2 separate regions of the Homo sapiens genome follow, and region 1 is linked to region 2. Evidence: read pairs that join two places in POLR2A ChIA-PET (ENCODE). Cell type or tissue: MCF 10A. All regions are shown on one strand. Each heading gives the region's core, and the rest is flanking DNA. Links, peaks and the distances in the headings are about the cores only. Region 1 overlaps IKBIP (IKBKB interacting protein). Region 2 has its middle 26 kb from the start of SLC25A3.

Region 1 (10,612 bases), core at 4,994-7,493, 69 kb after region 2:
TTTTGAAGAGGCAAGCTTATCCTCACCTAAGGTAATGTCCTGTTTAGGAGGTTCATCAGAGCCTCACTATAATCTGAAAGCAGTATACCCCAAGTAAGTGCAAGATGTTATAGATTTAATCTGCAAATATTTAGTGACTAGTATGCCACAGTAGCTAGCATTTATGGGCCACCAACATATTCTAATCGTTTTTCATTTTTATTTACTAAAAAAATTTTTTTTGTAGAGATGGGGTCTCACCATGTTGCCTGGGCTGGTCTCAAACTGCCAGGCTCAAGTGATGCTCCCAACTTAGCTTCCCAAAGTGCTGAGATTACAGGCATAAGCCACCACACCGGGTCTCATTTTTTCTTAAAGAAAGAGCTAGTAGGGCCAGGTGCGGTGGCTCACACCTGTAATCCCAGCACTTTGGGAGGCTGAGGCGGGTGGACCACCTGAGGTCGGGAGATTGAGACCATCCTGGCTAACACAGTGAAACCCCATGTCTACTAAAAATACAAAAAATTAGCCGGGTATGTTGGCACATGCCTGTAATCCCAGCTACTTGGGAGGCTGAGGCAGGAGAATTGCTTGAACCCAGGAGGCAGAGGTTGCAGTGACCAGATCTCCCCACTGCACTCCAGCCTGGGCAACAAGAGCCTGGGCAAAAAAAAAAAAAAAAAAAAAAAAAAAAAAAAAAAAAGAGCTAGTACTTTATTAGTGCTTGATTGTTTTCAAAGAATTTGTATATAAAGTAAGTCCTCACTTAACGTCATTGGTAGGTTCTTGGAAACTGACTTTAAGTGGAACTATTCAGAGCAGCTCCTCCAACAACGTTGTTTCGATGTCCTTTCATTACAACGTAGATGAGAAAAAAATTGGTTTCATTATACACTTCACTTAAAATCGTAGTTTCCAGGAACCTATTGATGACCAGGAACCTATTGATGACGTTGAGGACTTACTGTATATCTCATCTGATCTTTATAAAAATCTTATTATTTCTCACTTAATAAATGATGAAATAGAGATGAAGATAAGTTATAGTGATTTGTCTAAGGTCACACAGTTGGGATGGGTGTCCATGTCTAGCTGTTTTCCCCTCCATCTGGGTTATGCTGCCCTTTAGGGCCACCTTTGTGAAAAGGGACCTCTTATTAAATTACTCCCAGGGCAGAATGGGAGAAAAAGCTACGAAAAGACTGAATATTTCTTTTTTTTCTTTTCATTTTTTTTTTTGAGACGGAGTTTCGCTCTTGTTGCCCAGGCTGGAGTGCAATGGCATGATCTCGGCTCACCACAACCTCCACCTCCCAGGTTCAAGTAATTCTCCTACCTCAGCCTCCCGAGTAGCTGGGATTACAGGCATGCACCATCATGCCCAGGTAATTTTTTGTACTTTTAGTAGAGATGGGGTTTTTCCATGTTGGTCAGGCTGGTCCTGAACTTCTGACCTCAGGTGATCCACCTGCCTTGGCCTCCCAAAGTGCTGGGATTACAGGTGTGAGCCACCACGCCTGGCCAAGACTGAATATTTTTTGGATTCTATAATGATATTTTAAAAATCTGCTTCAAAAGCTTTTTTTTTGAGATGGAGTCTCACTTTGTTGCCCAGGCTGGAGTGCAGTGGTGCAATCTCGGCTCACTGTGACCTCTGCCTCCCCGGTTTAAGCGATTCTCCTGCCTCAGCCTCCTGAGTAGCTGGGACTACAGACACACGCTACCATGCCCAGCTAATTTTTGTGTTTTTAGTAGAGATGGGGTTTCATCATGTTGGCCAGGCTGGTCTTGAACTCCTGACCTCAGGTGATCCACCCACCTCGGCCCCTCAAAGTGCTGGGATTACAGGTGTGAACCACCGTGCCCAGCCTGGCCAACATGGTGAAACCCCGTCTCTACCAAAAATACAAAAATTAGACGGGTGTGGTGGTACACACCTGTAGTCCCAGCTACTCGGGAGGCTGAGGCAGGAGAATCACTTGAACCCGGGAGGCGGAGGTTGCAGTGAGACAAGATCGAGCCATTGTACTCCAGCCTGGATGAGAAAAGTGAAACTCTGTACCACCCCTGACCTCCCCCACAAAAAAAAAAAGAAAAAAAAAAAGGAGAAATCTTGTTCAAAATAAGTTTTCAATAGCTTTTATTTATATTTATTTATTTATTGAGATGGAGTCTCACTCTGTTGCCCAGGCTGGAGCACAATGGCGTGATCTCAGCTCACTGCAATCTCCACCTCCCAGGTTCAAGTGATTCTCCTGCCTCAGCCTCCCGAGTAGCTGGGATTACAGGCGCCCGCCACCACGCCCAGCTAATTTTTGTATTTTTAGTAGAGATGGGGTTTCACCATGTTGGCCAGGCTGATCTCAAACTCCTGACCTCGTGATCTGCCTGCTTCGGCCTCCCAGTGTGCTGGGATTACAGGCGTGAGCCACCGCGTCCGGCCTTCAATAGCTTTTAATTAAATATGTGAAGTTTTGGCAAGGCACAGTGGCTCACACTTGTAATATCAATTCTTTGGGAGGCAGAGGCAGAAAGGTCATTTGAGGCCAGGAGTTTGATACCAGCCTGGGCAATGTAGCAAGACCCCGTCTCTCCAAAAAATTAAAGAAAAAAAAATTAGCTGGGTGCAGTGGCGTGCCTGTTAGTCCCAGTTACTTGGGAGGCTGAGTTGGGAGGAGTGCTTGAGCCTGGGAGGTTGAGCTGTTATTCCAACACTGCACTCCAGCCTGGATGACAGAGTGAGAGCTGGGATGACAGGGAGAGACTCTATCTGAAAAAAAAAAAAAAAAAAAAAAAAAAAAAATATATATATATATATATATATATATATATATATATGAAGTTTCTTGCCCCTGGGATTTCTTCTAATGGTATGTTAGAGTTCCCCCAACAGCTACAACCAGATTCCAATTTTTTTTTTTTTTTTTTTGGGACAGAGTCTCACTCTGTTGCCCAGGCTGGAGTGCAGTGGTATGATCTCAGCTCACTTCTGAAACCTCTGCCTCCCAGGTTCAAGCAATTCTCATACATCAGCCTCCCAAGTAGCTGGGATTACAGGCATGAACCACCATGCTCAGCTAATATTTTTGTATTTTTAGTAGAGACAGGGTTTCGCCATGTTGGCCAATCTGGTCTCGAACTCCTGACCTCAAGGTGATCCGCCTGCCTTGGCCTCCCAAAGTGCTGGGATTACAGGCATGAGCCACTACGCCTGGCTCAGATTCCAATTTGAGCCCTATGTGAAAATACCAACTCCTTTGCAGCTCCTTCCCCAAATCCCTTACACTCACCATCCATGGAATCCCCTGGCATTTGTGAGGGATACTTAATTTTCCTCCATGGCTTTTCTCTTCTGGAGGATTATATGCTCATCCTGTGCATGGGGCTGCAGGGACTTAGATGCTCCATTTCATCTCTATTTTTACAACATCCTTACCCACCCTGGTGCCAAGCATAGGTCCTTGCTTACCTTGTGACATGAGCAAAGGTTTAGTGAATGAATAAATGAACAAAAAGCCATATTTCCCAATGATAGCTTGGTCCCTGGTACCCAGAATAGGCCTACATGATGCCTTATTGATCACAGCTGACTTTGACTTTCTCCTGAGAGGTGTGGGAGTTACAAAAATGTTTATTTGTCTCACATTTCTAAGAATCACAGTAATAACGCATCTGGTAGAAATCAGCAACTTGAAGGAACACAATATAGACATGGTATTATTTTAATTTTCATTGGAATTCTTATTTGGCTACAGGACAAATAGTTACTTTTAGGCTAGCCGTTCTTTTTTTTTTAATTCTTTTTTTTTTTTTTTTTTTTTTTTGAGACGGATCCTCGCTCTATAGCCCAGGCTACAGTGCAGTGGTGTGATCTTGGCTCACTGCAACCTCCACCTCCCAGGTTCAAGAGATTCTTCTGTCTCAGCCCCCCGAGTAGCTGGGATTACAGGCGTGTGCACCACGCCCAGCTAATTTTTGTATTTTTACTAGAGATGGGGTTTCACCATGTTGGCCAGGCTGGTCTCCTAACTCCTGACCTCAAGTGATTTGCCTGGCTCAGCCTCCCACAGTGCTGGGATTAAAGGCATGAGCCACTACTCCCAGCCTAGGCTAGCCATTCTTAAATGCATGTACATATATCCTTAAAAAGCAAAAAGTAAGGGAAAAAATGGATAGATCTTTTCCCAATAAGTGCTATTCATATTCTAATTTTATGTCCAAAGATCAACCATATTTTCAGATGAGATCGAGCGCATTCAGGGTGGTATGGCTGTAGACATGATCAACCATATTTTCAATGCTCTAGATACCTGACACTTAAGTAGAAAATTAACATCATGCTAATATGAACAAATTGGTCTTTTTCAATACTAGAAATTATCATATTAAAAAATCCTTGCCCCTCAAAATGCAATCTGAGTCAAAATGGCTCAGAGGGAGAATGTCAAGAGGTAGGAAGATCAGTGAGAGTTAAAATAGTGATGGTCTAAAAGGCAGGAAGAAAGAAGTTCTGAGCTGGGATAGAGAAATGATAGTGGGGTAGTAAAATGGGAAAACCGTCCCAGATAAGCCAATTAATGATTACCTTTTCTGAAATTAAACTGATTTTACTTTGAAGTTGTTGGAATTCATTGGTTTCTAGTTTCAGTAACTGGTATTGGTTTTCCACCTTTGCAAATTTTTCTGACTGCTGAAATACAAACCTGGAAAAGAAAAGAAAAATCACTATTCTCCAATTCATATCCATTTAAATCCGAATTTCAAAGGAGAATTATACCCACTTCTGTTAAGAACAACATAAATTCTGGTATGGGTAGCTGTAGGTTTTTTTTTTTTTTTTTTCACACAGGGTCTCACTCTGTCACCCAGGCTGGAATGCAGTGTCACAATCATAGCTCACTGCAGCCTTGAACTCCTGGGCTCAAGTGATCCTCTTACTTCAACCTCCCAAATAGCTAGGACTGTCCATCTCGCTATGTTGCCAAAGGTGGTCTTTAGCCTTTTTTTTTTTTTTTTTGAGATGGAGTCTCACTCTGTCGCCCAGGCTGGAGTGCAGTGGCGCGATCTAGGCTCACTGCAAGCTCCGCCTCCTGGGTTCACGCTATTCTCCTGCCTCAGCCTCCCGAGTAGCTACGACTACAGGCGCCTGCCACCACGCCTGGCTAATTTTTTGTATTTTTAGTAAAGACGGGGTTTCACTGTGTTAGCCAGGATGCTCTCGATCTCCTGACCTTGTGATCCACCTGCCTTGGCCTCCCAAAGTGCTGGGATTACAGGCGTGAGCCACCACGCCCGGTATTTTTTTTTTTTTTTAGATGGAGTTTTGCTCTTGTTGCCCAGGCTGGAGTGCAATGGCACGATCTCGGTTCACTGCAACCTTTGCCTCCTGGGTTCAAGCGATTCTCCTCCTCAGCCTCCCAAGTAGCTGGGATTAAAGGCACCTGCCACCACGCCCCACCAATTTTTTAATATTTTTAGTAGAGATGGGGTTTCACCATGTTGGCTAGGCTGGTTTTGAACTCCTGACCAGTGATCTGCCCGCCTTGGCCTCCCAAAGTGCTAGGATTACAGGCATGAGCCACTGTGCCCAGCCCCAAGGTGGTCTTGAATTCCTGGCCTCAAGTGATCCTCCCCTCAGCCTCCCAAAGCGCTGGGATTACAAGTGTGGGTCAACATGTCCAGCCTAGATGCAGCTTTTATCAGTTTCTTTTGACAGATTTTCATGTGGTAGGTACTGGTTTAACTCATGCAAAGATGAGTAAAGCACTGCCCTTGTTCACAATTCACAGCCCACCAAATAAGATGGTGTGATATCTGTAATAGATGCATGCACAAGAAATATTTTAGAGGAGGACAAAGTGAAAAATTTAGAACAAGATCTTTGATCTCTACTGTTTTTCACAAGGCCATGATTGGGTAATATCTAGAAAATAGGTGTTTTTATGCTGAAATGTAGGCGAAACAAGAGTCGTCTATAAAAAGTATTTTAAAACTGAAATGTAGAAGAGTTGACTGATAAAAAGCAGTGGAGTAGAAGAGAGAAGTGATAGTAATTAGAAGTTGCAAAATAGCAGGAGGTGTGAAAAGAGGTATGAAAATAGAAAAAAGCCATTGCCAAAGTGACAATAGATCACAATCAGTGCAGAGTGTATAAACTGCACAATTGGTTATACTCAGTGATGTGACTCGTATAGGTGTACTTGAGATGTCACTCTAAAATTGGAGTTTATTCTTCATTATGGGTGGAAGCCCAAAAAGCTATCTCAATCTTCAAAACAACAAATCAACATCTGTTTATACAGGATTTGAAATGAGCAAGCATAAAAGAATTGTCTTGGATCCAATACCATTTTGTCTACTTTAACTCAATTCTTTAGGCTCAGAAAAAAACACTTGAAATTCTTTGCATATTGAGTCATCAAAACGCAATGGAGCAGAACCATAAGTACCTGCCTAAACACAGTCCTGAGACAAGTGGTTCAAAAGCTTTGCTACATATTGTAATAACCTGGCAGCTTTAACAAATCTGATGCCTGGGTCTCACAAAGATTCTGATTTAATTGGCTTGGGATGTGGCTTGGATGTTGGAAACTCAACAGCTTCTCAGGTAATCTAAGTGCACAGCCAAACTTAGAACCATACTGACTGACCATGTTTTGTGAAATTCATTTCCACTGAAAGGCAATCATTTAAAGATCCCAAGGATTAATGGAGAGGTGAAAGACTTTTCTGAGTAAATGCAGTTATCTGAACTTTGTGCATCCTTGCAAAAGTGGTAATGCTTTGAATTCATAAATGGCATCATTAGGCTAACCGTAGCTACAAAACTGTCCAAAGCTAAATTAGACAAATGTTTACAATACTGGAGGAAATACATTTCTTTTGATGATGCTGGCTAATTTCTATTATACGGGATCCCAGGTTACATTATTAGCACAGATTGACTTTTCTCCTGTGTTTAAATTAATAGGAACCTTTAAAGCTTCTGGTTATTAGAAAACACTATTATCCTAATTCTCTGAGATGGAAGGGTGAACATAATTCTTTTTTCATTGGCTGTTTCATTTCTGGCTTTTAGGATTTTTTTTTTTTCCCCCAGAGTATTGGATATCTAAGACCAGCAGATAGAGACCTTATTAAGAAAGAGACCACCCTAAAGAAATAAGAGTTGCCCTCCTCACGCCTTCCTGTCCCTCCCTGCCAGGGGGGAAAAAAAAAAAGTAAAAGAAGAAACACAGTTCATTTCAGGGACTAGTTTTATTATCCAATACTCCACCATAGATCTATACTATAGATTAGCGAGTTTATTCAGAATGAAATCATTATTATAAGAGACTTTCGTATGAAGGTTGATTCATTACAAAAAATACATTAATGAACTTTCTCAGAACTTCTTTTCAAATTCAAGCTTTAAACACAACCTGTGTCATGTTAGTGGAAATATCATCTCTGATAATTAGTAGTTTTTTTTGATTAGCCTCTTACTAAAATAAAAAAAAATTCATCCTTGCTACATGTGAACGGTGCATATAAGAAAAAAGTACAAAGCTGACTCAGCACTAGTGATGAAAAAAATGAAGTGATATGTGCTGTGCTGCGTTAAAATATATTTTATTTTTCCCTTATTTGTGCCAGACACTATTCTAAGTACTTGATAAATATTAATTCATTTAACATTAAAGAAGATGATTGATTTTTCTTTCTTTTTGTTTTTTTTGAGATGGAGTCTCACTCTGTCACCAGGCTGGAGTGCAGTGGCACGATTTTGGCTTACTGCAACCTCTGCCTCCCGAGTTCAAGTGATTCTCTTGCCTCAGCCTCCCGAGTAGCTGGGACTACAGGCGTGTGCCAACACACCCAGCTAATTTTTGTATTTTTAGTAGAGATGGGGTTTCACCATGTTGGCCAGAATGGTCTCGATCTCTTGACCTCATGTTCCGCCTGCCTCAGCCTCCCAAAGTGCTGGGATTACAGGCGTGAGCCACCGCGCCCGGCTTTTTTCTTTCTTTCCTTTTTTTGAGACAGGGTCTCGCTCTGCTGCCTAGGCTGGAGTGCAGTGGCATGATCTTGGCTAACTGCAACCTCCACCTCCCAGGTTCAAGTGATTACAGGCGTGAGCCACCGCACCCAGCCTAGATGACTGATTTTCTAGAAGTCAAGAAAATATGCTGAGAAAGCTGCTTCAGATCTGAAAAACTAAGCTTTCAAACTGGCATCCATGTTAGGGTATAAGGTCCTTTATTTCCTTTTTATGAGTCAGGGGCATATTCTAGTGAGAGCAGTTCCCAGTCTTCCCATTTAGATGAGAGTGAAAAACAAGCAATTAGGGTCTGCTAAAGGGTATACCTTCAAGTAGAAGGAAGAAAAGAACTATAAGTAATTCTGGACTTGGGGATTTCTATTTCTAGGATCTTGGCCTTTTGTTGGGGATTAATATCGAATGGAGGCAACGAATCATACTGATTAGGTGGGTGACTGGACTGCCTTAGCTCTGCCATTTACTAAGCTGTATAACCACTTTGGGCAAGTTAAATAACTTTGATGTTTCCTCATCTGTGAAGTGGGGATAATACCTTATTTTAATCTTATTTTTTAAAGACAAGATCTCACTCTATTTCCCAGGCTGGAGTGCAGTGGTGTGATCATGGCTCACTGTAGCCTCCCAGGCCCAATCCATCCTACCCCCTCAGCCTCCTGAGTAGCTGGGAACACAGGCGTGTGCCATAATGCCTGGCTAATTTTTTATAGAGATGGGGGTCTTCCTATGTTGCCCAGTCTTGTCTTGAACTCCTGGGCTCAAGTGATCCTCCTGCCTTGGCCTCCCAAACTGTTGGGATTATAGGTGTGAGCCAGAGCACCCAGCCAATACTTCATAGGGTTGTAGTTTGTTTTTCGACAAGGTCTCATTCTGTTACCCAGGCTGGAGTACAGTAGCCTGATCATAGCTTACTGCAGCCTTGAACTCCTGGGCTCAAGTGATTCTCCCACCTCAGCCTCTCAAGTAGCTAGGACCACAGGTACATTACCACCACTGGCTAATTAAAAAAAAAAATTCTGTAGAGAGGAGATCTGGCTATTTTGTTTGTTTGTTCGTTTTTTGAGGCAGCTGAAGAGGAAGAGGTCTACAGTGACACAATCATAGTTCACTGCAGGTCAAACTCCCTGGGCTCAAGCGATCCTCTCGCCTTGGCCTCCTAAAATGCTGGGATTATAAGTGTGAGCCACCATGCCTGGCCGAGTTATTGTAGACATTAGTTATTGCTATTTATAAAAGCTCCTGGAACAATAGAGCCATAGCACATCAGCTATTTCCTTTAAGTACTGTGGCCCCTTTTTTTTCTCTTTTTGGAGATGGAGTCTCACTCTGTTGTCCAGGCTGAAGTGCAGTGGTGTGATCTCGGCTCACTGCAACTTCCGCCTCCTGGGTTCAAGTGATTCTTCTGCCTCAGCCTCCCAGCTAGCTGGGATTACAGGTGCCCATCAACAAGACCAGCTATCTTTCTTTTGGACTACTTTGTGCAGCTACTCTTCCATCCTTCCTACATGCCTATGATTGCATAAGGGAAGCAGGGTTCCCGACCACTTGCACTTGATAGAAGCCCCAGGCCTGTCCCCCTTTGAACACTAAGTATAAACTGGGTTGTGTTTATGGCAAATGAAGGATGGAATAGATGGATTAGACCACTTATAAATCACTAAATAAAAATAACTCTCGTTTTTGGGCCTCTTCTCACTATCATATCATATGGCCTTGTGGAAGAGTGAGATACAGGAGAAAGGGACCCAGGCTACTTTTAGCGTAGGCCTTACAAAAAGAATCTTCCTGACTCCTTCATGAGCCATTGCAGTCTATAGAGACCTCATACAGATCTATCTAGGGTCCTGTGATAATGAATGGTTTACATTTTCCTACAGTGCATGGTGGTAATTAATGGTGTGTGTTGCCTCTGAATAGCTCCTTTAGGAACGTTAAATGGTGGCAGACAGCTGACTGAGGACTTACAAATTCAGGATTTCCTCTGGCTCTATTTCAGCTTAATAATGAAAAAGAGGCAAATAACCAAAGGAAGCTGTTACGGACCTTCTGCAAGGAAAGAAGTTCCAGGGCCACTATTAGGGTCAGTACCCATTTAGCCCTATGTTTCATACCATCTATAGCCTCAGTTTTAGCACAATACCTAGTTTTCAAGAAAACCTTGACCATATTCCATTTTTAAGAAGCAGGACATTTAAATTATACCCTTGTCTTTTAGATAAAACTCTACTAACACAAAGAAAAAAGCTGGAAATGGAGTTAGCCAAGGTTTTACAGTATGATTTATAGAGAAAATTATATTGGATAATTAAAACAAAAACCAGAGTTATACAACTTGCTTAAAGAGCTTTTGACTTTTTGTACATAATTATAACAGATACTATAAAAAACTTTTATAAAGGCAATTTAGGCCAGGCACGGTGGCTCACGCCTGTAATCCTAGCACTTTGGGAGGCTGAGGTGGACAGATCACCTGAGGTTGGGAGTTTGACACCAGCTTGACCAATGGAGAAACCCTGTCTCTACTAAAAATACAAAATTAGCTGGGCGTGGTGGCGCACACCTGTAATCCCAGCTACTCGGGAGGCTGAGGCAGGA
Region 2 (2,500 bases), core at 1-2,500:
TGCAAAAATTAGCAGGGTGTGGTGGTGTGTGCCTGAAGTCCCAGCTACTTTGAAGGCTGAGGCAGGAGAATCGCTTGAACCTGGGAGGCGGAGGTTGCAGTGAGCCAAGATTGCACCACTGCACTCCAGCCTGAGCAACAGAGTGCGATTCCATCTCAAAAAAATAAATAAATAAAAACAAAATAGATGTAATAGGGCTGGGTTCAGTGGTGTGTATCTGTAGCCCCAGCTACTCAGCAGGCTGAGGCCAAAGGATCCCTTGAGTCCAGGAGTTTGAGGCTGCAGTGTGCTATGATCACACCTGTGAATAGCTCTACTGCACTCCAGGCCTGGGCAATACAGTGAAACCCTGTCTCAAAAAAAAGTCAAAACAATTTTTTAAATAAAGTAGATATAACAGAAAAACATTATATATATGGTATTATAACTAAATGTTTTCTTATAGATTGTTTTGTTTTTATAAATAAGTCACTTTTGGGCTATTGTGCATTTTTACCATACCAAAGAGAATGTCTGATAGTAGTCCCAAAGTATTTGCTTATTATTGTCTGGTACTCCTTTATTAGTCAAGAATGTTGCTGACATTTTTACTTGGGTAATTTCTAACTTCCCAATATTCTACAAATAGAATTTTAGTTTTGTGTGCAGAGATCTTTCTACAGTATTTTCATACTATACTACCCTGTATTAGGTAGCTTCGAATTGAGGAAAAATTTGCAGATGAATTCGTAATATTCCTGATCTTTTTCTCATTACAAACTATGTAAATTTTACGGTAAAATTTTGAAGCAACCAAAAGTAACTATTTTTATACTGCAGTGTCAACTGCTGTAGTAAATTCTAATCCAGCTAAAACATGGACAGTGAGAACCCCAAACATTTCGCACAATAAGAATTAATAAGCAGGCTTTAGTTAGGCCGTTTACTTCAGGATTTAAAAAATAATACGTAGTCATATGGCCACAAACTGGTATTCCAGCCATTGAGTTTATGATTTTACAAAAAGAGTACACTAGATGTCGCTGTGAAACTCAGTGTAGTTTGTAATCGTTCTGCTATAGGAGAGCTCTGTGAAGTAGTCTGTCATTTGTTATTAATATGTGAGTTGCTGGCTGGGTGAGGTGGCTCGCGCCTGTAATCCCAGCACTTTAGGAGGCTGAGGTGGGCGGATCGCTTGAGCTCAAGAGTTGGAGATCAGCCTGGGCAAAAGCGTGAAACCATGTCTTAAAAAAAAAAAAAAAAAAAAAAAATTGTAGGCCGGGTGCAGTGGCTCACACCTGTAATCCCAGCACTTTGGGAGGCTGAGGCGGGTGGGATTGCCTGAGGTCAGGAGTTCGAGACCAGCCTGGCCAACATGGTGAAACCTTGTCTCTACCACAAGTACAAAAATTAGCTGGGTGTGGCGGCCGGCGCCTGTAATCTCAGCTACTCGGGAGACTGAGGGAGGAGAATCGCTTGAACACAGGAGGTGGAGGTTGCAGTGAGCTGAGATGGCGCCATTGCACTCCAGCCTGGGCGACAGAGTGACACTCCGTCTCAAAAAAACAAAACAAAACAAAAAGTGAATTGCTGTTAGTTTTGGTCTTCTTTTATTATTACTTTTTTATTTTTTTTTATTTTGAGACGGAGTCTTGCTCTGTCACCCAGGCGGAGACTGCAGTGGTGCGATCTCGGCTCACTGCAACCTCTGCCATCCAGGTTCAAGCGATTCTCCTGCTTCAGCCTCCTGAGTAGCTGGGATTACAGGCGTGAGCCATCTCGCCCAGCCGACAAAATATTTAAAAATTAGCCAGGTGTAGTGGCGTGTACCTGTAGTCCCAGCTACTCGGGAGACTGAGGCAGGAGGACCCCTTGAGGCCAGGAGGTCAAGGCTGCAGGGAGCTGTGATTATACCACTGCACTCCAGCCTGGGTGACAGAGTGAGACCCTGTCTCAAAAAAAGAAAAAGAAAAAAGAAACAATGAAAAGTCTCCCTTTCACCTCTGACCCCCACTCTCCAGTTCCCCACCCCATAGGCAACCAATGTTATTAGTTTTTGTGTGTGTATCTTTCCAGAGATATCACATGCACACACACACACACACACACACACACACACACACACACACACACACACAATTTTACTCTTCTCTTTCATAGGTGGTGTCATAATCTACCTACTATTTAATACCTTTAATGTTTCATTTAACAATGTTTGGAATCTTTTGACGTCAGTACAAAAGGTTTCATTTTATTTATTTATATTTATTAGCAGTTTCATAGTGTTCCATGTGTGGCTGTAGCATAATTTATTTAACCCTATTGATCGATTACTGCATTGTTTCCCATCTGTTGTAGTTATAAGTAATGCTACAATGAATCATCTTGTACCCATATCATTTTGCACATGTGCTGTAATTGTAAGAATAGTTCCCCAAAATGAAATAAATGGACCAAAGAGTCTATGAGTTTTTTCTTTTAAGAGATAGGGTCTTGGCCAGGCGTGGTGGCTCACATCTGT

The links. Peaks named below come from ENCODE experiments on the same cell type or tissue, not always from the same donor. Only the 100,000 strongest peaks of a DNase experiment are listed, where the experiment ranks them.
Region 1: POLR2A ChIA-PET joins it to region 2 with 5 read pairs; 12 of 35 experiments call an interaction of 5 or more read pairs at or near these places.

Annotation. Positions count from the first base shown.
Region 1 is chr12:98,629,732-98,640,343 of GRCh38, forward strand. IKBIP (IKBKB interacting protein) reads right to left here. Exons shown (of 3, transcript NM_153687.4): 2 at 4,565-4,682. Among named protein-coding and RNA genes, the nearest start is that of IKBIP, 9.8 kb to the right of the region's middle. RefSeq lists a silencer at 6,483-6,542 and an enhancer at 7,570-7,739. In MCF 10A, for the core only: no CTCF peak of the experiment used is centred there; a DNase peak (open chromatin) is centred at 6,430.
Region 2 is chr12:98,565,997-98,568,496 of GRCh38, forward strand. No RefSeq gene overlaps it. Among named protein-coding and RNA genes, the nearest start is that of SLC25A3, 26 kb to the right of the region's middle. In MCF 10A, for the core only: a CTCF peak has its summit at 1,072; a DNase peak (open chromatin) is centred at 1,035.